Regions from separate parts of the Homo sapiens genome. Here regions 1 and 2 are each linked to region 3. Evidence: chromatin loops called from intact Hi-C (ENCODE). Cell type or tissue: PC-9. All regions are shown on one strand. Each heading gives the region's core, and the rest is flanking DNA. Links, peaks and the distances in the headings are about the cores only.

The links. Peaks named below come from ENCODE experiments on the same cell type or tissue, not always from the same donor. Only the 100,000 strongest peaks of a DNase experiment are listed, where the experiment ranks them.
Region 1: a loop joins it to region 3, with 11 times the contacts of the local background. A loop is called at or near these places in 5 of 110 quality-filtered maps.
Region 2: a loop joins it to region 3, with 2.9 times the contacts of the local background. A loop is called at or near these places in 18 of 110 quality-filtered maps.

The regions. Positions count from the first base shown.
Region 1 is chr5:11,245,020-11,255,913 of GRCh38, forward strand. All of the region lies in intron 9 of CTNND2 (catenin delta 2), which reads right to left. Among named protein-coding and RNA genes, the nearest start is that of CTD-2154B17.1, 460 kb to the left of the region's middle. In PC-9, for the core only: no CTCF peak of the experiment used is centred there; a DNase peak (open chromatin) is centred at 6,442; H3K4me3 peaks cover 307 bases.
Region 2 is chr5:10,982,706-10,993,599 of GRCh38, forward strand. It overlaps CTNND2 (catenin delta 2), which reads right to left. Exons shown (of 22, transcript NM_001332.4): 19 at 9,846-9,972; 20 at 5,406-5,537. It overlaps LOC105374654 (a long non-coding RNA gene), which reads left to right. Exons shown (of 4, transcript XR_925791.3): 3 at 1,478-1,577; 4 at 4,711-4,818. Among named protein-coding and RNA genes, the nearest start is that of CTD-2154B17.1, 200 kb to the left of the region's middle. RefSeq lists enhancers at 4,892-5,393, 5,602-5,651. In PC-9, for the core only: CTCF peaks have their summits at 5,418 (motif pointing right) and 5,621; no DNase peak of the experiment used is centred there; H3K27me3 peaks cover 3,871 bases.
Region 3 is chr5:10,697,360-10,708,253 of GRCh38, forward strand. The region is part of intron 2 of DAP (death associated protein); the gene reads right to left. Among named protein-coding and RNA genes, the nearest start is that of DAP-DT, 58 kb to the right of the region's middle. RefSeq lists enhancers at 2,171-2,994, 2,549-3,258, 5,528-6,250. In PC-9, for the core only: CTCF peaks have their summits at 4,315 (motif pointing right) and 4,519; DNase peaks (open chromatin) are centred at 4,982, 5,742, 7,732, 8,532 and 1 weaker place; H3K4me3 peaks cover 1,524 bases; H3K27ac peaks cover 5,437 bases.

The DNA.
Region 1 (10,894 bases), core at 1,563-9,562, 550 kb after region 3:
AAAAGAGAGAGAATTCAAATGTTATAAACACAGGGTCAGCATTCATGCCTGATTTGCATCAAATTTGATTATTTCCTTACAAGTAGCCCTGACAACAGGAGAGAAATGAACAAAGGCGAAAAGGGGCTATTCTTGTTCGTTCAGTGAAAGGACAGAATCCCCACTGGGAATTTAGGGGGCAGGGATCTGAGACCTTTTCTACCTGTCCCTATATTTGTGATAAAGACTCTGGTTAGGACACTGGGAAAGACTGAAGAGTGGCCCCCAACGTTATCCAGGTCCTAGTCCCTAGAATCTGCTAATGCTGCCTTCTATGGCCAAATGGACTTTGCAGATGTGATTCAGTATCCTGAGATGGGAGATGATCCTCGGTTAGCCAGTGGGCCCTAAATGCCATCATAAGTGTCCTAAGAAGAGGGACGCAGAGGGAGACTGGACGCAGAAGAGGGCAATGTAACACTGACGCACGAGGCCATGCTGCTGTGCTGAGCATGGAGGAGGGGTCCACGAGCCAAGGGGTGCAAGGAATGCAGCTCTACAAGCTGGAAAAGGCCAGGACAGTTTCCCCTAGAACCTCTAAAGGGAGCCTGGCAGTACAGACACCTTGACTGCAACACAATGAATTTCTGTTGGATTTCTGGCCTCCAAAACTGTACGAGAATAAATGTGTGTTGTTTTAAGCCACCAGTTTTGTGTTAATCTGTATTAGCAGCAGCAGGAATCTAACACAGAAGCCCATCTGACCCCAGGACACGGCCCTTTTAAGCCTGGAAAGAGACCACCCCATTAGGGCAAGAAGGTGAGAGAGGCCAAGAAGCACCACCTCTGATTCCAATTTGGAGAGTCTTCGATGTGACTTTTGATTATGAGGCCGACTCTTCCATTGATTTACTCTGACTTTCTGACCACCTCTCGTTCATCTAAGAGTTGGAAATGCAATTTCCCTGAGCTTCGGCTTATTTCAGTAGGGCCCAGTAGCTTTCACCTCTTGCCATGTTCCTGCAGGCTGCCTGCCTGCTTTGTCTAAGGATTCAGTCAGGAACCCTCTCACTCCTCCAAACAATGTTTAATGGCCACTGCGTGTTTGTCCAATGGAATACAGTGTTGAATGGAGCAAAGGTTCCTATTCTTGGGGAGCTGACTTTCGATTGGTCACTGGTCATTAAAATTATTAAAAGAGCAGAATGTACTATTTGTCAGATAGTGATACATGTGTAGTGGGTTGAAGAGTGTCTCCCAGAATTCATGTCCTCCTGGAACCTTAGAACGTGACCTTATTTGGAAATAGGATCTTTGCAGATGTAATTGAGGTAAGGATGGAAATGAGATCAGACTGGATTGGGGTGGCCCCTGAGTCAAAAGAGAGTGCCCTCATAAGAGACAAAGGAAGACACAGACACAGAGAGAGGCAATGTGAAGAGGAAGGCAGGGGCTGGAGTGATGCAGCCACAAGCCCAGGGACACCGAGGATTCCGGGCACCACCAGAAGCGAGAAGAGGGGCAGGACTCTCCCTCAGCACCTCTGGAGAGACGCTACACTGCTCACACCATGATTTTGGTCTGGCAGAATCAATTTCTGTTGTTTTGGGCCACCCAGTTGGTGGTGCTTTGCTATGGCCACCACCAGGAAACTCATACAAGTTGGATGGGAAAGTAAAGCCAAGTAGAGACAGGGACACGACAGTCTGTGTGTCTGTAGGTGGGTGGGGGGGTGGGGGGTGGTTATTATAAATACAGAGGCCAGGGGAGACTGCTCCGAGAAGGTGACACCGGAGCTGAGTGGAGGGAACATTCCAGAACAGGAAAACGGAAGTAACAAGCCTCTGAGGCAGGAGTGTGCCTGGCATGTCAGACAAGAGGTAAGAAGGTCACGGGGTGAAGAGAAGTGAGTCCCGGGCCCTACTGGGAGACCAACAGGGGGCCCTGATGTGTCCGACATCGCAGGCCTCTGGCTTCTGCTCCAAGACATAGGGAAGCCACTGGAACGCTGGGATCTGACTCACATTCTTAAAAGATCCCTTTGACGGTGGCTGCCTGGATGTGTGCATCTATTGACTCTCATAAACTGCAGGCCTAAAATCTTGCATTTCTTGGGTATCAATTACACCTGGATGATGCTGAGTTCTGGAAAAGGCCCCCGCTGGATGCTAGGTTAAGAACAGATTCTGAGGGGTGGGGCAGGAGCTGAGAGCAGTTGGGGGCAGATGGTGGCTCAGCCCCAGCAGGGACAGAGGGTGTTGAGAAGCACGGGCAGTCTGGATGCCCTTTGAAGGTAGAGCCTGCAGGAATTCCTGGAGGGGTGCATTTGAGTGTGAGAAAAGAAAGAGGCCCTCTGTGAGACCCTATGCAAAGCCTACTCCACGCCTCCCACCCATATCACTGGGGGCCTGGGCCCACTACGCAGGTTAGTCAAGGAAGGCCACCTTGTGGGGACTGTGGGGACTGGGATCTCTTGTTTCACAATTAGAAGGAACAATTTCAACTAGCAAGTTTTCTCCTGGCTGGTAAAGTGAAGAGAGAAAACAGTAAAATGATGAGAAAATTGGCTATTTCTGAACTATTATGGACACTAAGTGCCTTACATTAATCTTAGTCAAGCAATGGGCTTCTTCTCTGAATTCAATTTATTAGAAGTTAGGGGTGAGGAATGATGTAAAATGATTAGCCCCAATTTATGCTAATAGTTATCAAATTTAATTACATGTAGCTTAAATATTAACAAATTTCTGCTTCTATATAGAATATTTAGGTCCTTTAGAAGACATAAATATTCTCAAAGACCATTAGATTACAATGGATATCATCAATTATGTCATAATACCTATGCAATATCCAATTAACTTTAAAACAGCATTTATTCATTCATTAATGCAACTAGACTTTTTCAATAAAAATATGCTACAAAATGGAAAAAATAACCTCAAACATGTAAGAATTTAGTTGCCCTGGAAATTCTAACAGGTTCTGTCTGGTGGTAACAGCCCAAGGGAAAAAATACAAATTAGTGTCCATAAACTTTACCTTGTAAAGCATGATGACTTTATAGAAAATGTTTATGTTCACCACTATGTATCTATTTTAAAATTAACAGCCCGTGATGTTTCTTAGAAAATCACCTGGAGCTGTGAACCTGGAGTGTAAATAAGAGGGAAGGGATTTGATGCCCAAAATACTCGGATCAGGAGATTTAAGAACATTTGAGCAGTGTTTTTTACTTTGTTGATATCAGGGTAAGATCAGAATTTTGCCTCAGGATTAGATTAAGAATTTGAGAAAACCACAAAGGCCTTGGTCACCCTCAAAATGTTTTATTATACATACATATATATATATATATGTGCATGTGGGCACATGTGTATGTATATGTGCAGATCTGTGTGTATAATATATAGTGTGTAGATATTATATATGTATAATACATATAGTATGTGTGTGTTTGTACTTATGCACACATATAATGCATATATACACATATAATATACATGTTACAGGAAACTTGATACATAGACTTAAAATACATTGTGTATAAACCATAGACTAGAGCACACTTTCTTATAAATTAGGTAACCATACCACTTGACAATTGTCCCTGAGAAAAATATAAATGGTGCACTTGATGAATCTCTTTATGAAAACTTAACTTCTGATAGAAGCCACAATGATACAGGTAGATGCATTCTAATAACAAGAACACCATCTCTTGAGATTCCACACTAAGCTCTGTGTTTCTGGAAGTGAGAACGTGTCCTGAAGTACCTGTCACAGTGTCTTTACAATGTGAACCATGAACACATACTTTGGGGCTGACGGTTTACCGGAGTCTAGTCTTGGCTAGAACATGATTTAACAATATCCATTTTTGGTTTTCATCATCATCACCTTATCTTAGTTCTTCGAAGAATGCCAACTTAATTTATCTCAGATAATATTGAGCAGAGATACTTCCTCTAAAGAAAATCTTAATAGAATCTAACAAAATGTGGTCTAATTTGGCCTAACATTTGGTCGCTGTGCTCTCCAAAGCTGTCAGCCTCTAGTACCAAACACTGGTTCCTGCCCTCAGATTGTAGTGGGCAACACAGTGGGAGCAGAATTATCTACCAGAAAAAGCCTGTTATCTAAGAAGGAAGAGCGTACTCCTTGTTCTTGTTTTATGGGTTCATTTCCTGATAGGCCATGTGGTGTGGCATTCAGGAAGAGTGTACTTCAGAAACAAGCTGCTAGCAATGTCACTGCCATCCAACCGAGGGCATCAGGATCACACCTGTGTTTGAACCAAGTTGGGCTTATTGCTCGTAATAAGAAAGGACTCACACCATGGGAAACCATGGGACATATCAGTAAGAGGGCGTTGAATAGACTGACAAAATTTGACTTGTTTTGTGTGTCTTGGGAAGATTCAAAGGAGCAAGGCTTTGTTCTGGATTGGGTGCTACGAGGATGTAGGGGAAATTTCATGGTCAGGGGGCTTGAATAATCTTATCTAGAAGGAGAAAAAACAGAGTAATGTTCAACCTGTGATTGGCCAAGAATGAGCAGTCATTCATATCAGCCAGGCTACTGTGAGTTGTGTGGTCATTTTTGTGGTTTAGGGACCATCATATTTTCTATTCATATTTACCATTCGTATTCATATTTGACACTTCAGTATAATTTTTGAGGAATGACTTCATGGATTACATTAGATTGTTTTAACCTGAAATACATTAGGAATGGGAGGAAAGCTTTTGAGTGTGGTTATTTAGCCGCTAGAATAGTACAAAAACAAACAAAAAAAAAACCAAAAATCTAAAGCCATTTAATTAGATCTACAGTCATTAGTGTCCATGTCAAAAAAAAAAACCAAAACACACTCATCTATGTGTATTGCTTCACTTTGTCCTTAAAGAAATCCTAAAGAACATATGAATATTTGGGCATATTCTTAATATGAGGATATAAAGGGCTGCAGTGTCCAAGTGTCCATTCATAATTATTTCTCATTACTAGACATTAAAAGCAAAGCAATTCCATAGGGATTTTCTTTGATCATATTTCAGAGTACTTTGCTATAAAACTTTTAACTTACCTCCATTTCCAGAGTCTGCATTTCTTTAAATATAAAATGTGGAGAATATTTTCACCCTTCAGTTTGAATAAAATAACCAACAGTGGACCATGGGTGAAAAGGCTGTTGAAAGGCCCAACTATAGGTCATTGTCTTGGATGATTCTGTATCTGTACAACTGAATACATAAGCAAGTTTTGTTTTCAAGTGCAACAATAATAAAAAATAACGTTGATTTCAATATAATGGTACCCAATTACCTTTCATTTCTACCCATTGATAAAGTCTTAGACTAGCCTTTTTCTTACTTCTGTGTCTGCTCAACTCTAAGTAGAATGTGTGTAATTAATTTGAAAATTAATTGAAAGTTTGCGGTGAATTTAAAGGGTGCTCTCTCTCTCTCTCTCTCTCTCTCTCTCTCTCTCTATATATATATATATATATATACATATATTTTTTTTTTTTTTTAGAGACAGGGTCTTGCTCTGTTGCCTAGGTTGGGGTGTGGTGGTGGATCGTAGCTCACTGTAGCCTTGAATTCCTGAGCTCAAGTGATCCTCCTGTCTCAGCCTCCAAAGTAGCTAGTACTACAGGCACGCACCAACACACTCAGCTAGTTTTTAAATTTTTTCTACAGACAGGGTCTCACTAGGTTGCTCAGGCTGGTCTCCAACTCCAAGGCTCAAGTGATCCTTCTGCCTCAGCCTCCCAAAGTGCTGGGATTACAAGCGTGAGCTACCGCACCCAGCCCATAGACCTTTATAATTTAAAATGAGGTAGAGGGGTACACAGGGCAGATGGAAGACGTTTGACTACACCATAAAGACTAAGTGGCAGAGACACATAGTTTTGTTCGTGCAAATAATAAATGCATCTATGATCTTTTTCACTAATTAAGAACGATGGTTTCTTTATTAAGCATTTTAAAAGGTCTATTTCCATAGCAGCAAACTGAAGCCACTAGGAAAAAAAAGAACTTGGGTCTTTAAGAATGTTGGTTTATTATTTAAGTGTTGTACAGATTTATTTTTTATAAATCAAATATTTTTTATTTGTGAGAAGTGACTGAACACAATTATTGGCCGGAGTGTTTCGGCTGCTTGACTTTATAGAACTTGAGTTTCCTGAACTTTATGGGTTCACAAACCTCTTCATGTTTCACAGGGTGCCCCCCAGGCCAAAATAAATGCCTGACAGTTCCATTTAGTAAGTTCTTAGGTCTGAACAGCTTGAATCATCTACATCCTAACATGTCCGTGCTTTGGGGCACTGCACAACTTCTCAAAACTTGGAAGCAGACAATGCCATCTTCACATCCTCTCCTATGCTGATTGTCACTAGCACTTGCTTCATATCACAGAAACCTCTGAAAATCCTGGTATGCAAAGTGATGACATCATTGAAAGGAATGTGGCACAGCTGGATTTTGAAACTGAACTAATGGGAGCTCATGTTTCAACCTGGTTTCAAGATACCGTATTTATCTTGAAAATTTAAAATATCCCTCGGAATCCCTCGAATTTCCTATGTTGCCCTGGGACACCTTGGCATATAGTTTGGAAACAGAGCAAACGAATCGTCCTCACGACAGCTGTGACCTAACCATTAATGAAAAACTTCAGCAAAATGAACAATTATTGGGAGAAGGGCAAATTATGTGTATATGAATAGGAAGTTCGTCTTGTAAAAGTTTATACTCAGAATTTCAGAATTTCAATTAAGTGACACAGTAGCTAAGTAAAATAAATAAAAACTTGTAGTTTGGGAAAATAGACTTACACTCAATTTCTAAAAATTTGCTTATGTAAATGTTTTGAAATGTATCGTTTTATGACTTTGAAAGTCCTAAATCACAGCTTTCCTTAACAATTATTTATATATTTAAAAATACTATAAATTTTGGGGAAAACATCAGCATTTAGAATTGCTTTATCTTTTTTTACATTAGCAAGAGTACAGTAGAATGAGATCTTGCAATGTTCATGACAAAAACACCATTTTAGTGGCAGTAGCATTACTGAAAATGCTTTATTATATTCAGCTTGTTCTTCACTGCATCAAATTGCTCTTAATGTCTTCAAACTTGTACGTGAACTTAAGGGACCTCCTTCACACCCATTTGTTGCCCTTTCCCCAGATCCTTTGTTGGGCTGATATGGACTTAGACTGCAGAATGAGAAATCAATGAGAGACTTGACAGCCAGAGAAAGCAAACAAACTCAGTGATGTGAAAACTGCTGTCAGGTCAGTGTAACAAGCAGCTCTTTCTAGATTTCACTGCACTGCAGTGATCAGAAACTGGGGTGGGGGGGAGATTATACCTTAGTTCTATGTCTATAGACAACTACAGATTCAATAATCAGAGAGATTATCTCCTGTACATAACAATATTCTACAATAAGCACTGGCATAAGTTCATTTCTTACAAGTAGAAGTCAACATAATGTAAGCTCACATTTAAGGAGCATGTTCTGTGTTGCTAAGAACTGCTCTTATGCCTTCCTCACTTAATGTTCATCACATTCCCATCAGGGTGGTGCCATAAATATTCCATTTTATAGATGTAACATTTGCAGTATAGAGAGCTTCAGCCACTTGCTAGGAGTCTCAGAGATGATCAGGTGATGGAGGCAGAATTAACCACAGGCTCTCTTCAGAGCCCACAGTCTTACCCAGGTGGCTCACTCTCTCATCAAACACTTTTTGTTACTATTTTTATAAGCCACTGCAAGTTGGGCACCAAAATGAATGTGTACTCCTCAGTAATTTCATGAGGATAAAGTAAAATTCATCTACTGTAGGACTAACACCATGTTTCTTATGGCTCTTTCAATTATGATTGCCTTCTCCCCTCTAAATCAAGAGTTGTGTAATCTAAAAATAGCAGTATCTCACACAGAGATATTTTATGTTGCTGACTTTTATAAAGCAATGAACTGTTTGCAAATAAATATCTCTGCTATGCTTTCTCCATTTATAATCTCAGGCAACCTCAGTCTGAGGTTATTCCAGGGCCCAGGGTCAGGAGATGGAACAGAGAATAAAAGGTCATACCTGAAGAAAAAAATCATCAGTGCTCTCAACCAGTTCTTACACCTCTCCTTTTCTTTTCTTTCATGATCTGTCTCTAAATTTTACTTGGCTTCTCACTGGGCCCCATTTGTTCAAATTCCTCCCAGATTTGTCATGTCCTGCCTTTCTCTGGCTTTTGTGAGTTACCTGTGATTTATTCAATTAAGGACTATTGATATGGTTTGGCTGTGTCCTCACTCAAATCTTATCTTGAATTGTAGCTCCCATAATTCCCAAGTTTGTGGGATGGATCTGGTGGAAGATAATTGAATCATGGGGCTGTTTCCCCCATACTATTTTCATGCTAGTGAATAAGTCTCACAAGATCTGATGATTTTGTAGCAGTTTTCCCCTTTTGCTTGGCTCTCATTCTCTCTTGCCTGCTGCCATGTAAGACATGCCTTTCACCTTCCACCATGATTGTGAGGCCTCCCCAGCCACATGGAACTGTGAGTCCATTAAACCTCTTTTTCTTTATAAATTACCCAGTCTTGGGTATGTCTTTATCAGCAGTGTGAAAACAGAATAATATAACGATGATGTAAAAATACAATAGACCATCTAGATATCTATGTCCATAAAGAGTTATGCTATTTGTTGATGCAATAAATAAAACCTTCTGGATAAAATATTTTTCCTAATCTGTATTATTCTGCTCACCTTAGTGTTCTCCTGCCTTAAATCTCCCAAAAGGGAGTTGCTAAGCCAATCAAAATCTACTGGTTTGATTTGAAACAGATATTTTCTTTAAATAAGGTCTGATACAAAACACCTATCTTTCTGTACACTCAGTATATTTAATTTTTTATGTTTACTTACTTGGTGTAATCTATTGCCTTGACCCAAAACTATTTGTTATTTTTTATTACAATCCATTATGACTAAAAAAATGCTTTACATCAAACGGGTATTTAGAAAATGATGACCTTCTAGTCATCAAATTTAGTTAGTTGAAACATTGGATTTTTAAAATTTACATAATTTACTGCAATTTTAACACACTCAGTTTAGCAGAGTGATGGGATTTACTAGTTGCTCAATAAACATTAGTAGTCAATCCACTTTTCTTCCCAGAGCCTGATTTTCAGACATCTTAAATGACTTGTGCAAAGTTGGTAAAAGAAGCTCCCATCACTTCAAGTTTCCCTGAATACATACCCTCTGCTCAATGCATAAAGCAAAGCCCACCCTATCCTGGCTGTGGTTCTCAGGAACCACACATCCAGGTAAAGGAAGCTGGATATGATACCTGAATGTGTCTGGGCACAAAAGAATAATTTAATCATAGGTAGAGCAAAGAACATGGTTCCTACCTTGCACAATAGAACTGGGAACTCTCAAATTTTCTGGTGCTCTTTAGGGAATGTTTTTGACTCCATTTGAATAGGTATCAGAGGTGCAGGCTGTGGTCAGAGGCAACATCTCCAAGAAGGCTTTCTTCTACTAGGTCAGAGGAAATGCCCATTTCCTAGGTTCTGAGAACATTCAGATTCACCATACAACAGTGCATGTCAAAATTACAAAGTGGAAGACGGTCTAGAAATGTTTTTTACACTTCAAGAAGTATGAAATGTATAAAATACTTTTCTGAGCTAGGAGAAACAGGTGTCACCCTTACTTTTAGACTTGCAAATTATAATGCAGGGCAGCCTCCCTTCCCAACTAAGAATTATCTGGCCCAAAATCTCAGTAGTGCTGAGGCTGAGAAACCGTGGTGTATACTATATTATGCACATTTTGATAGCCCAGAACATAAACTGTAAGAGGCACTACATTAGGTCAAAACACTGTCAGTTCAGACCAACATCTTTCTCTGAATAGGACCAAGGATTTGGGTTGCTGTTGTAATTTAAAATTTGTCTTTGGAGTCATGCCAGAGCTACAGGTTTAGGGATGCATTTCAAAACATTTTCCCTCCATCTTCTATTATGTTTGTGTCATCTATGAGTTTTTTTCCTAAATATCCCTTGACTTGTTTATGTTTCAAGTCTTTACAACACACGAGACTTTAAATTTACTGCCTATTGTATGATTTAATACTTCCTTGTGGTAAATAGAAGAAGGGAAAAAGGACTGAATTAACAATTCCTGGGGAAAAAAAACTCACTTCATGAAAAATGTCCATGCATCTCAGTTGCAGTGAGGACTTGTCACATCGGCCCATTTCTGCAACAGTTGGGCCTCCAGCTGTCTCTACACATCATTTCTGGAGAGCAGACTTTGCGCTGGTTTTGCACAGAGGCCGACTAGAACTTTCGACAGGCAAGTGTGTGACACAGAAGCATCTTGAAATCCTAGCATTTTTTCCTGTTCATTTAACAGCTAGGGAGGTTTCAAACATCTTTCAAAAAATACTTTCTTAGAACTAAAATCACCATAATATTGTGACATAAAGAAAAATTCAATCTTGTCTCATGCTCTCATTTTCTTTGAAACACAAAATCCATACTTGGCTGCGACCACAAAGGTTACGCATTCTATCTAGTAGGATGCAGATGAAGGAAGGCACAGGCACGGTTATCATGGAGGAACACAAATCTTTATCAGGTCTGTTTCTTCAGTAACTGTTGGGGAAAAAATAGTGGGAATAAAAGTTTGGTTTCTAAGCTCCTCCCAGCATCAATCAGTCACGAGAGCTGGAAACTCACTTTCCATAATACTCCCATTGCTGGAGCCATGGCCCAGGGCCTCATTACGTCTTGCTTTGGAAACTGTGATGGTTTCCTAATGGGCTCTGTTGCTCCAGGCTGTAGCCTCTCCATTTTATCCTGCACA
Region 2 (10,894 bases), core at 1,530-9,529, 290 kb after region 3:
ATTGCAGTGCTGTTGACAATAGCCTAGATGTGGAATCAACCCAAGTGTCCACCAACAGATGAATGGTTAAAGAAAATGTGGTATATGTACACAATAGAGTACTGTTTGGCCATAAAAAGAATGAAATCCTGTCACTTGCAGCAACGTGGTGGAACTGGAGGTGATTTATGTTAAGTGAAACAAGCCAGGCACAGAAAGACAAATATGGTATGTTCTCACGCACATGTGGAATATGCGGAAGCTAAAAAAAATTGATCTATGAAGATGGACAGTAGAATGATGGTTATCAGAGACTGAGAAGTGGAGTTGGGAGAGAGGAATAAGAGGGGATGGTTAATGGGTAGAAAAATACAGTTAGAAGAGAAAAGATCTAGTGTTTCATAGCACCATAGGGCAACCATAATTCACAGTAATTTATTGTATATTTCAGAACAACTAGAATAATGGAATTGGGATGTTCCTAACATAAATAATAAATGTTTAAGGTGATGGTATCTCATTACCCTTATTTGATTGTTATACACTGTATACTTGTATCAAAAAATCACATGGACCCCATAAGTAAGTACAACTATTATGTATTCATAAATTTTTTTTTAAAAAAGCTTTGGAAAATGCTGTCTTGTGTCAGTGGGGTATAAAACACTCTAAAACTAGGAAGGGCTCATTGTTTGCTTCCAGTATTTAGGGGATAATGAAGTAGGATCACTCTACCTATAGGCCACAAGAGAAAGGTCAGTATAACCTCTCAAGGTCTAAGTTCACTCCACCCATGATTTTTTACCTAAGAGTTCACTACAGCTGTGCAATAAAATTCCTCCTGGAGAATTCAGCTTAGAAAGTGAGAGCCGAAAGTCCATTTTTCCATTTTAAAGACCATTCTGTTATCCTCTCTGGTTGAATGCATGTCACTCCTGTCTCTGTATTATGGTGCAAACCACCATCTCTCTCTGGACCATTGCTACCAAATCCTCCTCGAAGGCCCAACTTCCACTCTGCCCAGCCTGATTCCTCCATCCACCCTGTTACCAACAGTTAGAATGCTGTCTTTGTAACACAAGTTGGGTTCTGTCTCTTTCTCTGCTTGTAATGCTCCAATGCCCTTCACCCTGAGACGGCTCTCCACTATGGCCATGAGGCCCTGCAAGGTTTGTTTCCTGCCTAAAATCCTAACACATTTCTCCCTCCTCTCCTCCTGTTAAAGGAGTCCCAGCTTTGCCGACCCTCCTTCCTCAGAGCGGGCCAAACTTGTTTAGCTTCGGTGAGGTTGTCTTTGCTGATCTTTCTCCCTGGAACTCGCTTCCCTCAGACTTCAAATGTCTCCTCCTCCCACGTCAAGTGAAGTAACCCCTTCCGCCTGCACCCCCATCTCATTACCCTGATCAGTTTCTTCTTCCTACTAAACACAGTGCAGTATCATCTTGCTGGGAACTTGTTATACTGTTTACCTTATGTACTGTCTGCCTTCCTCTTCCAGAGCAGAAGGCCCTTGAGAGAGAAACAGTCTGTCCTGCTGCTACCTCCGTATGTATCCTCAGAACCTGGCACAGCACCTGGCCTCAGTGGACACCCATAGAGTAAGTGCCCCATTTGCTGAATGAATAAATGGGTAAACCTTAGATAGATCTGCCTTCAGAGCTATAATTTGCTGATAGAAAATGTCACTTGAGGAATAAGGTGAAATTTTGTTTTTTCTGTTGCTCAGAATTAAATGCATATATTTTTTAGAACGTTTGCACTATTGCAGTCTTGGCCTCCCTCCCTGTTGTGAAATCATAAACAGACACTGAGACGCTCTCACCAGAGGAATCTTAAAAGCACGAGGCACAGTTTGTGGCTTCTGAGCCTAGGATGTTAATACTGGAAGTTCTTTCCCCTCACTCGTTTAAACGAGACCATAGCTGAGACTGAATTACCTTTACAGACACGTGAGGCAGAGGAATTCACAGAGGCTCTGCCCTCATATGACCGAGCTAATAGTGGACTCACAGAAGAATGCCTTTCTATTTTTCTAACAGCCCCCAAATACCCAATTCCCAACTGAATCAACACATTGAAGACTAGAACGACTTTCAAAGGCATAAGAGGCCGGGTGTGGTGGCTCATGCCTGTAATCCCAGCAGTTTGAGAGGATGAGGCGGGAAGATCACTTGATGTCAGGAGTTCAAGACCAGCCTGGCCAACATGGTTAAACCCTGTCTCTACTAAAAATATAAAAATTAGCCGGGCATGGTGGCAGGTGCCTGTAATCCCAGCTACTCGAAACGCTGAGGCAGGAGAATTGCTTGAACCCGGGAGGTGGAGGTTACAGTGAGCTGAGATTGCGCCACTGCACTCCAGCCTGGGCGACACAGTGAAACTCCGTCTCAAAAATAAATAAATAAATAAATAAATAAATAAATAAATACATAAATAAATGGCATAAGAAAGACACTGACAAAAAACAAACAGACCATTGGATGAAAGGGTATGTGGGAAGTTCAGATGGGAAGGGAAAACCTCCAGGTGAATTTAAAACTCAGGCAGTGGAGCTGCTGGGATGCTGCAGCCCTTTCTTGAGGTGAACTGAACACGTGAGGTTCCCAGGCATGCAGGGCTGCAAGAACTCGCTATGGAAGCCGGCATGCCTGAATGAATAGCCAACTGGATTTCTCAGGGCTCTCCAGTGGCAGAGAAACACTTAGGAGAGAAGAATTTTATGAGGCTTCATCCAAGCTAGAAAATGAATCCAGAAAAGGAGGGTGGGGGAAGCCTGGAATAAACACCTAGATGGATCTGAACTTCTAAGAGCTCAGCAGAAGAGATGACAGCTCCATCAAAGAGATGTTTGCACTTCCAGCCCTCATAGGCTGCATTTTGGGGATGAAGCTTCCCTTGTGGTTTTCATATCAGAGGGAATGTTTTCTTGGCAGGGAATGAAACAAGGAAGATGGCAGTTTTTCAGGTTATCTTTCAATGCACTGAACTTTAAATGTTCCGTAGATTTGTTCTTGAACAAGAAAAAGCATTGCTTTTGATGTTGGGGCCACAAGAAATCTGATTTTGCAAGTAAACCCTGGAATGATGGGCATTTGCTAACATCCTGCAAGGTGGGGGTTGTAAACTCAATATCCCCATCAATATGTGAAAGACTGGCTTCCACCTGGCTTGGCTGGGGACTTATTCATACCACTACTGAAAGTGGCAAACCACCACTATCCTCACTTCTGCTATCCCACCATCACCTCCATCACCCTCACTACCACCACCACCACCATCATTGTTGTGATAATAACAATCGGCGTTTACATAGCACCCATTGGCTTTAGAGGAACTTCCCTATATACACATAATATTCAATAAAGATCTCAATGTTCTTTCTGGCTTGCTACATGATTGAGAGTGTACTCCTGAATTGCATTTTTAAGTAAGTTAGAGCAAAGCTGTTTAAGCCTCTAAATAAGTTTGAAGAATTACATACACTGAAATTGTCAAGATCCCTGCCATTTTCTAAGAAGATTAAATATCAGAAACATAGTAAATTTTATGTTTTATTTTATTTTGAGTCCAGGGCACAATTATGTGCCATTGGAACTGTTTTGACATAAACACGCACACCCACACCTGAAGGCCTTTTGAATGATTCTCTTGGGCAAGAGAGTTAAAGAGAAACATGAAACTGAATAATAATGCAGTCGATCTCACAACTGTTCCTTAATCTCAGTGTATCATCCCAGACAGCTGGTGATGTGGCTACCCAGGGCAATGATAACTGCACATTGAAAGGGTCAGTTGAATTTGGTGTCATGACTAGCTCAGCATAATCAGTACAAATGGGATCCTCTGCCGAATGTCTAGACTCCAGGGACTCAGAATTCAGATTCACAGCTTTCTTTGTTCCTGTTCATCTACGCGGCAACATGTAAGGGGAAACAGTGAATGTGAATAGTAACCTAGAGTCCATGTAATGAGTTAGGTTCTCCCGTTCAGGAAACGTCTCAGGAGCAGCGCTGAGGTGTTCCCTTGTAGGGTCTGCACATGGAGGCAGAATGTGCTCCTGGGGGCAGGGATAAGAAACATCCGTTTATTATAGTTTTCTTTACGCAGCTGAGCAGAGTTAACACGGAAAACACTGCCGCTGGGGTAAATGCATTTGCTATTAGAAAAATTTATCTTCGCTGTCCTGGTTTGGAAGGCATTTTAATAAATCATCCAATTTGTCTGCTCTGCTTCCCTGCCAGTCTACACCTAAATACTACTGGAGAACTGCCTCCTGCTCTTCAGATTCCTCTCCTAAGAGGGTCTCAGTGTCTGCACGGCGCCCTTTGCGCCCCAGCTTTATGAATGCTCTAACATGGCCTTGTTCTATTAAAGGCTCTTCCTCATAGCCTATTTTCAGCAGGGACCCATCTCCATGCCCATGTGGTAAAGAGGATGTGGGGTCCCCGTTGAAAGGTCCTCAGGGCTCCGGCAGCTTTGCTTTTAAGGTATAACTCCCTCTACAGCCAGAGCCCACATCCTGCTTCTTGGAGGAGGGCCATCCAGGGAGAGGGTGAGGTATGGAGAGCTTGGAGGGGGCTGTGAGTGCCTCAACAGAAGCATATACAGAGTGTACAAGACGTACAGACTATACAGTGACTTAAGGGTAAGCCCTGTTATCAGATGGGCTGGGCATGGCACAGTGGAGGGGGCAGAGACAGATACCCACTGTACCAATTCTGGCCTCCATAGAGTCTTGGCTGATGAGAAAGGAAGGCAATGGCTGTGACTGAGATCGTGAGGGATGACGAGCGTGAAAGATGAATGCCTCCCCAGGGAATCTGCAGTCATCAGCTCTAAGGAAGCTTCTTTGGGATATGTCACGTAAGAGGTTGTATCATGGCAAGAGGGGAAAATATCTCAACAGCAGTTTCATGCAGTTCCCCTTAAATCCTCCTCCTGCCCTCCTCTTTCCATTCCCCGTCCCTCCCCTCCCCACTCCCCTCTCCTCCCCTCCCCACTCTATTCCCCTCCCCACCTCCCCTCCCCTCCCCTCCCCTTCCACCTTCTTTTCAGTTCCCTCCATTCCTAATGCACAGGGCCTAACTACACTGCCTCCATCGAGTCCCCTCCCCAGTGGGTGATGTCAATGAGGAAGAAATATGTGGGAATATTCTCTCTAATTTGAAAGAATATTATGAGCTGGGCAAACAAGAGGAAAGGACCGATAAAACATGGGTAGAAAACATTTTATCTTAGTTATGCCTCTATTCTTAGTCCCAATTCTTGGAAATCATCATTATCAAGCTCTCAAGTGACTGGACAGCTGCTAAGTCCTGCTCAGCAGCCAAGCGCAGCCAGCCCCGTGAAGCCTGATGTCCCATATCTCTGCCTTGTCGCGGGTCAAGCCACCAAGTTCCAGGAGGGGGCGCGCGAGGGGCGCTCACCTGTCATGGCATCTTTCCTGGAAGTGTGTTCGCCTTTAGCTCCGTGGTAGGTGGCGTTGCTGCCGGTGCACTCGTAGTCTGTTTTCCTTTCTTTGAGGCTGATCATTTCCCGAGGTGAAGCTGGGGCACTTGCTACATAAAGAAATCAAAAGGGGGATTTTCTGCATCTCATCCCACAGCGTGTGTGCCTTCCACACAGTCAGGGTCCTCACTATGCATGGTCCCGCATCTCAATGCCTACGTGAGGACCTGATGGGTTTTCTTTTTAATTTTTATTTTTTGGCAGTTTTGGCTCTTGTCCCTGCCCCATTCCCTCACCTGTGACAACTGATGCTTTATAGTTAGAGGGCATGTGATTTGGAGGCTGGCAACTGGGGACCACATCCTGGGGCCATCTTCCTCAGAGAGAGATCATGGAGGGGACGTGACCTGCCCAAGGTGTGTGGGGCAGTTTAGGAATGAGACTGCTTTTGGTTTCTTCCTTTCTCTTCTCTTTTCCTTCCCTTTCCTTCCCGTGCTCCCTTCCTTAATTAGATGTGTTTCAGAAGATCTATTACTGATATTGACTAATCCTTGATTAAAATAAATGCAGTTTTACTTAAACACTGAGTCACCTAGAAACTGCCTTTAAAAAAGTCAGAGGAAACAGCTCTCTACACAGGATGATTTGTGGGGCAAAAATAACCAAGCCCACAAAGACCTTCTTTGTCTGTGGCTGGGGTGGGCTGGGGAGGGGCATGGAGGCAGCTCTAGTTCCTGCTAGGGCATTCTTGCTCCAGCTTTTTGCATAAACACCCCAATAATCTCTGAGGCCCTCCTTACACCTCAGCCACTCACTGCCTGTCTGGCTGGGAGGCTGAGCCCTGCCGTTCCTCTTACACCCATTTCTAAAGTGCTGGGTTGTAATTGGAGGATCCTCCTGGGAAATTCCAGGAGTCCTTAAAAAACTGGTACTAGAAGAGAGGAAAAGCTGAACTCAGAGGCAAGGAAGTCAGTAAAAGGAGGTTGAATTTTCATGAGTGACTGAATGGATTGGCAGCAACTCAACCTTCCTGCCAGTGCAGAGGGGCACTGGGAGAGGTTGGCAGGAGCCATGCGTCTGGGTGAGGGGGCAGCTGGTCGCGCACCCCACCCTGTGGGCACCTGCAGCTGTGTCCAGCTCCGCAGGAGCTCAGGTGCCGTGTCCTTCTGTCAGGAAGCTCTCCCCAGCTCCCATAGCCCAGGGCAGTGCTTCAGAGCCTTGTTTACCCTCAACACTCACTTGAGAATTTATGGATGCCCAGAGCCCATCCTGGACCTTTTGAGTCTGAATTTTCAGTGACGGGCTTCAGAATCCATATTTACTGAGCATACTTGGTGACTATTAAGGCTAGGAATCCCTAGAGCACTCTGATTTTTAGGATAAATCTCTCTTTCCTTTGCTAGTGTCAAAGCTCCTCCCCAGCCAAACTTCAGTTTACCTTCGAGCTTATCATTCACACCCTCTGTAGGGTCTCTTTGCTCCTTGGGTCTGTGGTCCCCCAAGGCACCTCTCATGTCACTGAGTCATGTGATTCAGTTTGTCACCCTTATATCTTCTATGTACAAATTCCTGTGCTAGCCACTGTGCAAGGCAGACATGCAGATCACGTGGCTCTTCCTGAACTTGTGCAGCTCTCAATCGAGTAAGGAAATGGATGTCCAAATAAAGTAGAATGAGAGGCAGAAGTGCCCAACAGACGTTACAGCCAAGTGCTGGGAAGATAAACATGGGTTGTTGCCACCCTCTCAAACCTATCAAAATAAAATCACGCCTCAATGCTCAGCTCTTGAAGCCATCACGGGTTTTGGATCCTGGATGCCTATTAGAATTCATTACCTGGAATCCTTTAAAAAAAATACTGAGGCTTGAACCCCACCCAATGCCAGCTGGCCAGAAGTCCTGGGTACAAATGCAATGGCAGACAGGGAAGAAAACCATGCAGCTCAGACAGCTGCAGCACCTTCATCACTTGTAGGACAAGCCTGGAGCTGCAATGACTTGATCAAGGACTGAACCTCCCTGATCCACAGTGACCCTGTGTAGGTGGAGAGAATGCCCAGGCTCTGCTGTGAGGGAAGAGAGGTTCCAGGGGAGAGGACAAAGGCTGGGACTTGGGCCATCTCTGTCCCGAATGTGAATCTGGGGAGATGTGAGGGGCAGCCACTGTGTCGTATGAAGATTGGGGTTCTGTTGCTTGGAGAGGGAACCTCTGCAAGAACAACTGAGTCCTTAGCAAGCTCTGTGCCCTGTCACTCAACTGGGCTCTGCATCCAGTTCCTGTCTGCTCGCTGGTTCCTCGCTAACCTCTTCCACCTGCTGCCCCCTTCTCTTTGGTTCACCATCTTTCTCTTCCAGGAAAGTCTCTCTTCCTGCCTTTGCCCTTTTGCCTCTGGGTCTTCCCTAATAAAGGTTAGCCTTTTATGAGTTACTGCCACATAATCATGAAGGGACAATATTTTAAAACCTGTTGACCACAGCTTTTAAAATTAGAATCCAATATTGCCCAGATGGTGGTGTTTATTAAACCACATCAAGTGTGTAATTATCTCCTGAGACCTCACACACAGCGGTGCTCCAAGTCTCTGGTAAATCAGGATTAAGTTCTGGGAAAAATCAAATCACGCAAACAAGTGTTTATTAGGTGTCTGGATGTGCCTCGCCTAGGAAGTCCTGAGGCAGCGCACTGTCTGCATGGCTGGTTGAACACAGCCCTGCCTGCTCGCGAGAAAAGGCTGCTTCTCTCTTCCAGCCCTTGCCGATCCATCATGTCGTTTCATTCTCATAACACTGATTGGCTCACTGTAATTCTTAATAATCACTGCTTTCCAAAAGACACCATCCATATGCTTTCCACACTCCATGCGCTTTATCTTTTTAAGCCTGCTGGAATTACAGAAATAAGAGGCCTAAGAGGCCACCTCCATGCTTCTGAGATGGGTGGACGTTTCCACAGGTACAGGGGGTTCCTGATCGTCACCCAGGGTTGGACTAAATGTGATAAGCAATGACAGTACACTAGAAGGATCAGCTTTCACAGAGCTGGGAGCGGGCCATTTATTTCAGTCAGATATTGGCCATTCATTTCTCATCATGTTGACAGTAAAGTCTGGCGTGGAGTTCTGCAACCATCATTCTCGCGGGTAGGGAGACCACTTTGCTGGGCAATGCTCTCTACCAGGTCCTCCCAGGTGTCATTTCAGAGAATAGGATTTCCTCAGCAGGGAGAGGGCAGAGAAGAGTAGGAAGAAAGCTTTCATAAATAAGAGCCTACATAGCTGTCATCTGTGTGGGTGCATATAACTTGTTATCCATCTTTCACTCTCAGAACAAAATCAAAATGCAGAAATCAAAATAAAAGTTTTAAAAACTAAACTGTGAGGAAAACAGCAAATTTATGCCATTTATATTACTAAATGGTGTGTTCACATTTGCCTTTCATCTTTCCTCTGATTTTTGGCATTTCTTAATGTGAATTAAAAAGGGTATAAAAATCAAGTATTTTTACGAATACAAGAAGTTCAAAATTTAAGCAATAGGAATGTGACAAAATTAGAAAAAAATTAAATGGAATGACATGGAAGTTATAGTTGGCTACGATAATAATTTATCAGTGGCATCTGCCGGTTTATCATTAATAATGAAAAGCCAATTAGATGTGGAACAGTTATGAAAGCATCAGTGCTATGTGTCAAATGTATATCACACTGAAGGAAGAAAGCACATTTGGTCTCCTCAACTTTTTATCCCAATTATGACAAAATGCAACTCAAACTATTTTTATTTTATTTATTTATTTATTTATTGAGACGGAGTCTCACTCTGTCACCCAGGCTGGGGTGCAGTGGCGCGATCTCTGCTCACTGAAATCTCGGCCTCCCGGGTTCAAGTGATTCTCCTGCCTCAGCCTCCCGAGTAGCTGGGATTACAGGCGTGTGCCAACAAGCCCGGCTAATTTTTGTATTTTTACTAGAGACGGGGTTTCACCATGTTGCCCAGGATGGTTTCGAACTCCCGAGCTCAGGCAATCCGCCTGCCTCAGCCTCTTAACATGCTGGGATTACAGGCATGAGCCACCTCGCCAGGCCAACTCAAACTATTTTAAGTTGGAAAAATTGTCCACGGAAACCCCGGATTTGCAGACACATGACAGTTTTCTTTATACTCGTTCCTCCTGAATTCAGGTTCATTACGTGCATGTCATGCATAAGAACCTGTTAGAGAAGGAGATTTGCTCTGAGTCTGTGTATACAAAACACAGAGTGGCCACCACAGTACAAAGAACAGATTCATTTCCTACTTCTAGCGAAGGTCTGAATGGAAGGCTCTCCTCTGAGTACGGGTTGGCTCACGGACTGGGAAGGACCGTCTTTGCTCAACGAGAAATAAAGCCTGGCTGGCTAGCCACGGCAGCCTCTTACCTGAGCGGTTGTTGGGAGACACGCGCACAGGGGAGATGGAGGGCGTGCGGGAGGAGGAGTAGGGCCTTTGCCGGTCCCTCTCGATGGTTGAAGACGAGGCTACAAAGTGGTATTGTGACCATCCATCCTGCAAAACACAGCACGCTCCTGTTAGATGGGCAAGACAGAGTGATTTTTCACCTCCGGACATTTTTAAGTTCCAAGTATCTGGATTTGCATAATATTTCTATGGTGTGTCAGAAGAGGTTCTTGAAGTTCTGCGCTCTCATGGAGGTGAACAGAGCCAAATGTGAATGAAGACACACCTCCTTCCCTCCAGAGAGCCTGGCGGGTAGGGCCTGCTTTCCTTCATGAATGTTGAATAAATGGTCCCTTTACAAACCCGCTCTGGTCAGAAGCTTCGACTTCGATGAAAATACGATGCTCAGAATGTTAGGGGACCCGGAAACTGTCTATTTTTTGCCGACCTGGTTCCAGCTCTGCCTGGCTCCCTCTTCCGCTGCCTCAAGATTTTCCACAAGGGTTTACCCCTTTGCTCCCAGGACCTATCTGTTGGCAACCAGAATCCAGGGCAGCGTCCTCCCTTCCCGTTTACCTGCCTGTGTCCTTTCCAGCCCCAAATGCCCACCCTCGCCTGTCTCCAAGCTGGTCTGCTCCAGGAATGATATTTTTCAATATAGAGCATATTCAAAATGCATCCTACCAAGCCTCCGTTAGGCTTCTGACATCTAGTTAATATACAGAAAGCATCTATACTATTTTTCCTTATAAAAACCGCATAAATATATCACAGATTATTTTGTGAATTTACAAAGCATAAAGAAGAAAATAAAAATAGGTGGTAATTCCACCCTCTCCACCTGAGAGAACTCCTGTTAACCTGTCATGGTATTTCCTTCCAGTCTTTTTTTCTTTTTTAAATAGATTTTATTTTTATCAAAGTAACATGTTAAATAGTACTAACATTATAGCAAAGAAAAGCAGTCACCTGCTCCACCCCCAAATCCTCCTTTACAGAGGCCATTGCTTTCAATTCTTTTAGATTTTTT
Region 3 (10,894 bases), core at 942-8,941:
TAAAAACTTTACATGTTGCTTGATTTCAGTATGTAACATTTACCCTAAAAACCGTTCCATCTTTGATTCTGAACACGTCCACGCTTTAGAGTCACTCTTTGGAATTTCAATTATGGGGAGGTGCTGGTGACTGCTTAATGCTGATTAGACAGGTGCTTTAAAAATCACTCTATTTATTGTCTATATTTTGAAATGCAATCTTCAGGCTCAAGGGTCATGTTATAAATGGTTTAATTTTTGGGAGGTGGGTGTCCATGGTTCAAAGTACAAAGTATTTTAAATAGGATAAAACTATGGTGGCTCTAAAAAGGAAAATGATCATGTAGGTAGAAAAAAATCCAACAAGACAACTGTCATTGGAATTCCTATTAGAAAGAAGTACACATTAATCCAATACAGACACCAAAAAACTCATCTGGTCTGAGTCTACTTCCATCTCCGGAAGCACAGGTGGCTGACCTTAAATGGGACCAGCTGTCACTAGGATGTTTTTGTGTCGAACCCAGCAACAGAATTAGAGAGATGCCAGAGTTAACTTGCACTGAGGATACTTTCCAGCCAGGTGTCTGGCTGGAAAGTCACAGAGCTACGCATCTAGCAAGAATCAAAGCCTGGCCTGTGAGAACCACGCACAGTGTGGACTCAGGTCAGGGACACTGCATGATGGACAAGGGCTTTCTGAATTCCTGAATTCACCAGGAATTATGTCCTTAGTCCACCTTTCCCACACACAGCAAGGGAGGGAGTTGGTGAGCTGAGAGCACAGCTACTCACCAGCCAGCCAGGCTGATGCAGTAAGTGTCCTCAGTGGTCTCTGGATCTGCAAATTCAACTGCTACCTGACTGGAAATGCTAGCTCTGGGGACCCTCCTAAGGCCCTTCCTCAGATCATACCAAGCACTTGGGCCTTTTCCAGACTTAGCAAAAAAAAAAAAAAAAAAAAAAAAAGAGAGCAAGGTCAAGTAGACAGAAAACTAAACTCACAACCAATTCTGCTTACTTTCCAAAACCAGCTAGTGAGTTGGGATAACTTACGTTCAACCCAACAACCCTACCTTCACCCACGTTTATAGCAAACACCGCCGAGTATTAGAATACAATGGGAGCGCAGCAGGGCAGGCTGTGGTATAGACCAGCATCAAAGGCCCCTAAAGTTTGGGTTTCGAGAAATGCACTGTGAGCCACTAATTAAAGTCTTCACTCACTCCCTGATATTGACTATTCATGATGCCCTGATCTCTAGTGACTGGGTCTCTCCTGGGTAAATTAATATTCAGGGCCCTAAGGTTTATTGTGGTTTATTTATTAGTTGGTTTCATTCATTTATTCACACACATACTATACATATATATGTAGAGTGTCATTCTATCTATCAATCATCCATCTATCTGTCAACAAAAGTTCTCTGAAAAAGGAATTTGGAGGAAAGAGACTTTATTCCAGTGAACAGTTTGCAAACCAGGGAGACACAGCCTCCAATATAAAATGAAGGTATGTTCCAAAGAACAAAGGAAGACTTGGGTTTTAGAGCAAAAGTTCCCACCCAGGTTCCCAATCAGGTCTGTTTATTCAAATTAAAAAAAATGAAATTTGCTTAGTTCTGATTGGCTGATACGGCTGAGTACTGGTTGGTTGGTTCAGGTGAGCTCTAAAAGTCCCAAAGATAAAAAGGTGCAGGTTTGGGGGGGATCTCAGCATACCTGTATGACCCCTAGTCGGCAAATGGCCACTTGGCTCTATTTCAAATCTGGACCCAGTGAGCCACTAAGGATCTATATTGGAAGACTGGCCCTTCCAGGTTCACATTTGTTCACATCTACCTACCTACCTACCTACCTACTTACCTATCTGTCTGTCTGTCTACGGTGTTTATAAGTATCAAGCATGCCTGAAAATAAGGAAGCATTTGCACAATCTCTGGAGCATCTCCTACTTTTTCCTGCCTGTCCAGTTGCTGGAGGGACATAGGAGCTTGTCTCCGCTTCTTATCACTGTCATCTTCTTCCTCCTCTCCACTAACAGGCATTTGGTGTTCACACACTGTATAGGACGCTGGGTTAGGGACTGAGGTGAAGACTGGTCCCAGAGGGCTCCCTAAATAGCAAGAGGCCAACAGGCCACACCTGTGAGGTTTACCAGAAGCTAATGCGAAAGCAGGTCACCATGGGTTTCTGGAAAAGTGGGCTGTCTCTATTTTGATGTGGCCGGTCTCTGTGGCAACCCCATGAAAACTAAGAATGTCCTTATTGACAGGAAGGACTTCCACAAGACTGATCCTCCATCAGGGATGAGAATTCCCCCAGAGCTATTCCTGAGGACATGCAGGGAACCACAGAATCTCTGTGAACTTGGTGAATGAGCCTTTCCAGAGAGGAATGAAAGGGCAGGGGCAGGAAGCAAGGGGAATTCCAGAGTGTGCTGCACTAGGCCCCAGGCCCACGGCTCTCACTCCTTCCTGCTTCTCCCAAAGGTTCCCTGGGGTGTCCCCTGCCTTGAGGGAGCTTCCTTTGCTTTCCATGAGGACAGCCAGATAATATGCTTTACCACCAGCAAATCTCACCAGTGAAGATATCTATGTGCCCTGTTATTCACAAAGTGAGGAGGCAGATGCTGGATGATGGACAGAGCAAGCTGCGACCCTGAGGGCCCCTCTCCGAGCTGAGATGCACCTGGAGGGCACAACCTCGAGCATGAAGAGGGTAACCAGAATGGGGCCCTGGGTGGGCCCCTCCGCGGGCAGGATGTGACATACTTCTAGGGAGCATTAGGGCTCAATGGAAACTTTCCACTAAGACGTCAGAGGGGAATTGATGTGTAGTGTATAATCCTCACTTTGAGGCGCTATGTACACGTAGACATCTACATGAGAGCCTTCCTTCTTCCACATGGCTGGGCAGATAAGTCCACCCACCTGACTTCTGAGGCCCACTGAGAAGTGACAGAAAGTGCAAGAACAACACAGGTGCATTTCAGGAGAACTGCCACCACCATCTCTAAGGACAGCTGCAAGCCACCCTGCAAATGTTAATGAATTAGAATGCAAACTAAGGTTGGGGCCAAAGGAGGAACTGGAGGCTCTTTATTCTCCTTTTCACATCTGCTGGGACCTGTAGGAAGGGGAGTCGTTAGGGATGGGAGAAGGGAAGGAAATTTTCAGCTGAGGCACAGGTTCTGGTGGGGAGTTCTCACTGGCACTGTTGCGCCCCAGGGGCAGCGTGGATGTGTGGGGCATGGTAGTCAGCGTGCATGGATCTGTGCTCACCACCACTGTGCCTGGGCGCTTCCATCAGGTAAATATTCACTGAGCAACCACCCAGTGCCTGCCCAGTGCTGGGTGCTGGAGACCCAGGAGCCACCACCCAGATGGGGCCGGCCTTGCTGCGGCAAGAGGGTGCTGGGCTCTCTGCAGCATTATAGGACTCAAGGCTGACTTGACCTGCTTTGCAAACTAACCCAGGGCCCTTGTTTCTCTGGGTCACGTGCTATAGGTAAGATGGCCCTACTGTTTTACATTCTGTTATCTCAAACCAGAATACATTGGCTGACCAGCACAAGGCAGAATGTGTGAAAACAGAACTTTCCCAGAAAATCTGGGCCATGGGGCCCCTGCTCTGAATAGACGGGTGTGAAATGCCTGTGTCTGTGCTGTTCCATGCATCTGATGAACAAGCTGTCACCTTAGAAACCAGAGGGAAGAAGCCCACAGAGAGGTGAACACCCAGGAGGCAAACCATGGCATCTGGCTGGGGCATCCGGGTACTTGGTCAAGACCTGAAGCAACCATTGGCTATGAGGGCTTATTTCCCAAGGAAACAAAAAACGCAGTGTTTAAAGTGAGATACATGCATAAAGCACCCAGAGAAGTCATCTGCCTCTGTGTTGCTTGTTTAATAAAGGCAGGTGAAGATGGAACAGGAGCACTAACTCACAACACCGATTTAAAAGAAGTCAGCTGTATCATGGAGAACGCAAGTCAAAGAGGAGTTCTTTTCAAGCTCAAGATGCAATCTGCTGCTTTTCCTCAGCATTTGCCTCAATAAGGAACCAATTTGAATATTTTTAAACCCAGCATCTTTATGGTTCAGTAACGGGGCTGAGAGCCCTAAAATGGTTTTCAAGGATGTAAGTACAAACATACTGTGCATTGTAGTTTCCAATAATGATTGCAATGTCAGATGACATTGTATTTGTCTTCTATCAGTTTCTTAAAATAAATAAATAAATAAAAAGGTTGAGGGGGACGGGGGGCGGGGGGGCAGTGGGTGGTGCAACCAATCCCCTGCCATCTCGTCTCTGACCAGTAGAGGGAGAATGAACTTCATTCAGGGCAGCAAATTAGGCCTCAAGTTATCCCTAGGATGATGGTTATGTCCCTGATTCCCTGGGACGGTCTGGGTTCAGGCATTGGTCCTGGTGTTATTACTAGCAGTGCTTTCTTTCACTCTCAAAGCATGTCAGACTAAATATGCTGCATGGTCACTCCAAGCTGAGACACAGAATTCTGGTATGATCCTCAACTTTTCCGGGACACTTAAGTTTCATTTTTCATGGAAGAAATGCTCGGATTGCCTGTGCTTGGTTCCACCTTGATACTTGAGCCAGCTGATAAACAGCAACTTCAAGGCTGGCTCATGTTCTCTTTCCATCACTTTCCTTCCCCTCCAAGGGCAGGACTTATACTTTCCCAGCTGTGTTGCCATAAGAACTTCCCAACATGGCTTTAGGCTTATCACAACACAGCTTTAGGCTTCTGCACGCATGGCTCCCCTTCAAGGTCAAGGACCATGGTGGAATTTGTTGTGTGCCCAGCGCCTGGCACATGGTCTGGTGCGCACACATACTCAACAAATGCTTTGAGCACCAAATGACATCACCGGTCAGCGACCCTCAGCTTAGCACAAGTTTGTGGTCGTGGCCAGGCAGTGAATGAACCAGGGTGCTTAGCTGGAACTGTTTGTTGCTCATTTCTTAGGAATGAGTAACTCTCATGCCCTGCCCGCCTCAAAGGCTTGCAAAAGAGGCAAAAGAGCGATTAGAGATAGTGGATTTATTTTTGTGACCCGACAATCTGGCTGAGCTGGATCTGCTGGCCATGGGTTGATATCTGGAGTCCCCAAGCAAATGGGCCCTTCCTCCAGCTTTTGCCAGACTGACCTGGAAGATTGGCTTTTCTCCCTCTTTAGAGGGAGCTCAGGCTAACAGGTACTTCTTCAGATCTTTTCAAGGCAAACTTGAGAATGGTGATAGAGCCATGAGCTGAAGCTTAAATGATAAGCACAATTAGCTAGAGGCGGTAAGGAAAAGAGGGATGGGGTGTTATCAATGACCACATTCACGAGCCTGAATTAACGAATTCAACAGGAAAAACTCCATCTACCTTCTTTATGGCAACTCCTGGCAGCTGCCAACAACAGCTGGATGGCTTTGCAGGACTCTTGCCTAAACCAGAGAAAGACTAAGCATCAAAGGTAGCTCATCTTGTTAAGAAAGCATGTCTTTTTAATAAAGTGCGATGTCACTCATGACCAAAAAAACCCTTGCAAAAGGGACAGTAACATGCAGACAGATGTGCACCCTTACCCTGAGCATAAACGATCTGGCATGCCTTGCCTCCTCAGCCAGAGTCTCAAATGCCTGAAGAATCTGGGTCTTAAGTTTTCAACTTTCGTCTCCTTACCTAAGGCTACTCCACAATTTCTGGGTTTAGTCATCTGCAAGTGAATGCTGGGAAACAGCCTGTTTCTGTTGATTCCCCTTATCACCAAGCACCTAGGAGCAGGGCTCTGTGAGGAATGACTCACTCTGGGCAGTAGGACACATCTTACAAAGCAGGGGTGCTCCCAAAATAGGGAGCTTACTTGTTGGGACACAGTAAGATGTTTTTCCCTTTAGAAACAATATGAATGATGCTTAGGTTCCTAAACTGTCTCAGAAGACACGTAATCCAAGTGTAGGCTGTGAAATGCTAGTGTGCTGAGTTGGGGCTGAGAGCTGGGCCTGGCTGGCTGTGGGCTTCTACAGAGTAGTTGCAGCCCTGTGCACAGGCAGGGGGGGTGTCACCGACTCGCATGTGGGCAGGTCTTTGCTGCGCATCAGGTGCTTTAAGCTTCGGAACAACTGTGCAGGATTCTATTTTAGTATTCTGGAAGCATCATTGAGGAAGTAGTCCAGTGAAGTTAGCTCTAAAAAAACTCTTTACTCTAACAATTAAAAGAAATATGCCAAAGGATCCATAAGGGATGAATAAATTATTAAACTATTAAGAAGTTGCTATAAATATGCAGTGTTAATTCAATAATTCATAACGGACTGGTACAACAAGATTTTTTAAGGCTCATAAAATACTGCTGGCTTTGGCAGTAGCTAGTGTCCTGGGGCTCATGCCAATTGCTTCTTTACACAGCAGCCTGGGTGTGGGGGGCACAGGGAGCCTTCCCCTGGCTGGCTGCCCAAGGACTCCAGGTAGAGGACAGCGCAGGGCGTGGCTGTGGGGATGTGCCTTCACTGCCTCTCCAGCCTTGCTGGGGGCCAGGCACTGGCTTGTCTCTATGGCTTCACAAAAAATACAGCAGCGGTGAAGAGGGGGAGAATTCACAGCACCATGCTGTGGCAGAAAGCAGCATCCCGAGGGCTGGGCAACCTCTTGCCTGAACCTGGGAACAGGGCGTCCTGCCTGTCAAATACCAGCCAGCCTGGTGACCTTCATCTCCACAGGTGCCTTTGTACCCCAGAGTTTCCTTTATAGTCCCTGATCTCTTTTACCTGGAGCCCTTGGGGCTACATAGGTTTCAGAATTCAGGATTTTTCAAGTTTTATAAAGGCAATATGTTATAAAAATCATATATAGTGAACAGTTCTGGAGGGGCTTGGGCAGCACCCCATATTCAAACCCATTAATTTTTCTACAGCAAAATGTATGGATATTACACTAAGTAGGATTTAGGGACCATAAATATCCTCACATCAGCTCAATTTTTGCCACCATGAGTTTCAGTGTGAAAACATAAAGCCCTCTGCAGTTTTCTGAGTGCTCTGGAATGTGTATTTGCCTTGGAGACATGGGCACTTTCCGCTCACCACTTCCTATGTGTCTCTGTGCTGTCGCCCAGTCTGCTGCCAAGAAAGGGAAATGGATTAGAAACAGGTAAGACGGTAAAACTGTCAGGAGGTAAAAAGATTACTCCTGGATTACATGGAGATGCCATGGTCAGCTCTATACACTTATCTGTATAGAGTAAAATTGGATTCATTCAATTAAGTGAAACCCTTGGCAAAGCAGAATAGAACAAATGTAATCAGGGAATTTTCCCCAAATTGTATCTTGGTCTTTTCTGGGTTAATAGAACTGAGCACCAACACCTGTCTTCTGTTTGTGTGGCCTTTCACTGATTCTAGAGCCCGTTGCCTGTGATCCCTCAGTCTTTCCTGCGCAGTGTACAGGGCCAGGAGCCCACAAGCATCACTGACCTCCTTTTCATACAGGTGAGAAAGCAGCTTAGAGGTAGACAGTCCCTGTGGTCGAGGGAATGGGAGGAAGTGGAGCCAGGACAAGCACGTGGGTCCTCAAACTTTCTGGCTAGCTCTGGTCTTCCTACACCTGTCGGATGCACAACCTCAGAATTGTGGCCCAAAATACATTCTGCCTGGCTCTCATCCTGCAATGCAATTTGAGTAGCCTGTGGTCAACTAAATTCTGGAAACACTACTTCCTGTATCCTCCTCTGAGAGACTGAAATGCCCCTTAGTGTAATGGGGCTCTGAGTCATCTTAAGGAAACCAGATTAACTTCCTTTCACCCATTTCCTGATGCGTTTGAATCAGGAAGCCTTTTGGGCAGAACTTCCATTAGCATCAGCCCACCGCGGCCCACACTACACACGGTCGTGACACATGTATTAAAGGCTGAGTTGCAATTGTGTTCCATATTTTATGTAGAGGTGAAGGTGGTTTACACATTTTGGAAAGAGTTTTACCTCGGAGGCTAAATAGGGGTCACAGTGATCTAGTGGGAGGCCCAGGCTAGGGAATCCATTTCTCCATCCTCCTTTTCTCCACCACTGGGTCACGTGCTGTTTGGTCACTGGAAGGACAAGTCTGTGTGGCAGAAGCCTGGGCTCTCTCCACTGCTGTGTGAGAACAAGGCTGTGCATTTGGCCCCAGCCTTTCAGCTGCCTTGTCATTTGTGATGAAACAGAAGCAGTTCCATGCAGGGCCACATGCCCTCATGGTGTGTACTATCTGGGCGAAACCTGTCAGACAACGGGCATTTTTCATAGAGAAAGGAGAACTCAACTTTGGTCTAAGATGCTCTCTGCCCTCCTGCAGTTTTCCTTTCCTACTCAGTATCATCTTTCATGGGGAGAGAAGCAGATTTAAATGTAAGGTGCAGTCATACCTTTGAGTGCTGATTTTCTTTTGTTATGATTTGATATACCTATGTGTTGAAAAATTCCACAAATTATGAAATCCTTGGTTAGGTGGGTATGCTGGACCAGGTGTGCTTGGTGAGACATTAGTTCCATGAGCCATAAAAAAAGTGACATTCCTTTGGGGATTTACTGCCCCTGAATCATGTGAGAGCCCCAGAAACAAAGCATTTCTCAAATATGCATCATTTTAGGTAGATGAGAAAGAAGCCACAGTCACCTCCGCCCTCTGGACTGCAGAGAGCTTAGCTCACATCGGCATTTGCATCCAACAGCACAACATGGAAAGCAGTACACAACAAGAACAGGCAGAAGTGTCTTCATAAACACATTTTGCCTAAATATTCTGTATTAACCACAGCCATCCACTTACAGGGTGTTAGGATAACTTTTAGTTCTAGGTGCTTGACTATAAAATGATGGCGATACATCAACTACTAATGAACATACTACTAATAATAGCTAGTATTTCTTTCTGACTCTGGGCCCAGAACTATTCTATGTACTGGAGACACATTAACTCATGTAATCTTCACAACAGTCAGCTTAGGTAATATTATTAATAATCACAGTTTACAGATAAGGACACATGCACAGAGAGGTTGAATAACCTGCCTAAGGCTACACAGTGAGTAAGAGGAGAAGCTAGGAACCAAACTCACAAGTGTGACACCGAAGCCTGGGCTCCTAACTGCAGCTGATGCTTTCAAATCCAAACCTCAAATGCATTAATGCCTTATATGGCTTGGGCACAATCTTGAGAATTTATTCAAATGTTACCTGGTTTGTCAGAAAATCGGACAGAGATGGACTTGTTAAGACAAACTCACTTTACTAATCAGTGACGAGGCAGTTGAGAAACATTTTACCTGGAAGAATTTCTTGTCTCTTGTTTATGAGACAAAAATGATGATCGGATTTGATAAAGACACACTTTTACTAACCTAGAAACAGTATCCAAATTTAATACATTAAATTGTACCTAATGAAGAGGCCAACAGATGTGTGCACCTGATCCTATGCTGTAGGTGGGAGCACTGCCCTCGAGAAAAGGGCTCAGCATTCCAGAAAAGCCCAGAAAAACCCGATGCACACGGCATGCTTCAGGTCCATCTTCATGAACAACACGAACATCCTGTGTCCTCCCCTAATTAGGTAACCTGGTCACGCGCTTCCTCCTTTCTTGATCTGAATTCCCACAACTATAAGAGGGAAGGATGGCAGGCTAAGTTCAAAACCCACATGGAGAAGTCAGAGGGGACTGGCCTTAAAAAAAGCCATGGGTCTGTCCCCAAGTCAGTCGGCCAGTTTGCAACGTCTGAGGTGGCTGGGGCTCAATGTCAAATGAATAATGAAAACTCAACTGGGCATTTACATTTAAGCCAAGTGCTATGAAGGGGAAGGCCAAGGTGCTAAAGGAGCACACAGCAGGGGTTTAAACTGGTTTGGAGGGCCAGTGAGATTTCAGCTGATATCTGAAAGGTGTAGCTTAGTCAGCTGAGCAAGTGTTGAGAGGCAGACATGTGGGTGGGTTCGGGAATGGGAGAACTGCCCAAGGGTGCATTCTGCCTTTTCTCAACAGCAGCACAAACTTGAGTAATTTAAAGATTCATATTCAAAACCCCGTAACAATGTGGCCCCAGCACTGAGCTGAGGGCAGGAGAGCTGGTGGTGTGATGCACGGGTGATGTGGTGCATAAACTATGTGGTGCACAGGCAGTGTGATGCATAGGTGGTGTGATGCATGGGTGCTGTGATGCAGGGGTGGTGTGATTTGCGATCAGTGTGGTGCACAGGCAGTGTGATGTGATTTGTGAGCAGTGTGGTGCACAGGCGGCGTGATGTACAGGTGGTGTGATGCACGGGTGGTGTGATTTGCGATCAGTGTGGTGCACAGGCGGCGTGATGTACAGGTGGTGTGATGCATGGGTGGTGTGGTGTGTGGGTGGTATGGCACACAGGTGGCGTGGCATAGGAATCATGTGATGCACAGGTGCTATGGTGCAAAGATGGTGTGATGGATGGGTGGCACTGGATGAGTACTGGCTCTGCTCATCATCCAGTTCTCTTTTAGATTAAATTCTCCATGAATCACATTAATTTGGTGCCTCACCCCATGCTGTCGCTACCTCCAAGTGGCTCTAATTCTTATTTAGGCTTGAAATTCTTAAGAGTTGGATGCTACACTGAAGAGCTGAATCATCCTTTAATATTAAGTACAAAGGAATTTCACGGGCAATACAAACTTGAGCATTGTTACAACTCCAGGCAGATATACCAACAGGCAGATTATAAAGGGCATATGCTGTCAGAGCAGAGAAATAACTTGGGAGAATATAAACTGAAATGACCACTTTGAGGAGGAAAATTTTTAAACCAAATTATTAATTCTTCTCTACTCTGGAATTGCTTAAAAGATTTTCTATCAAATGGCTTTCCTACATTTTCAGTATGACCCACAATAAAAA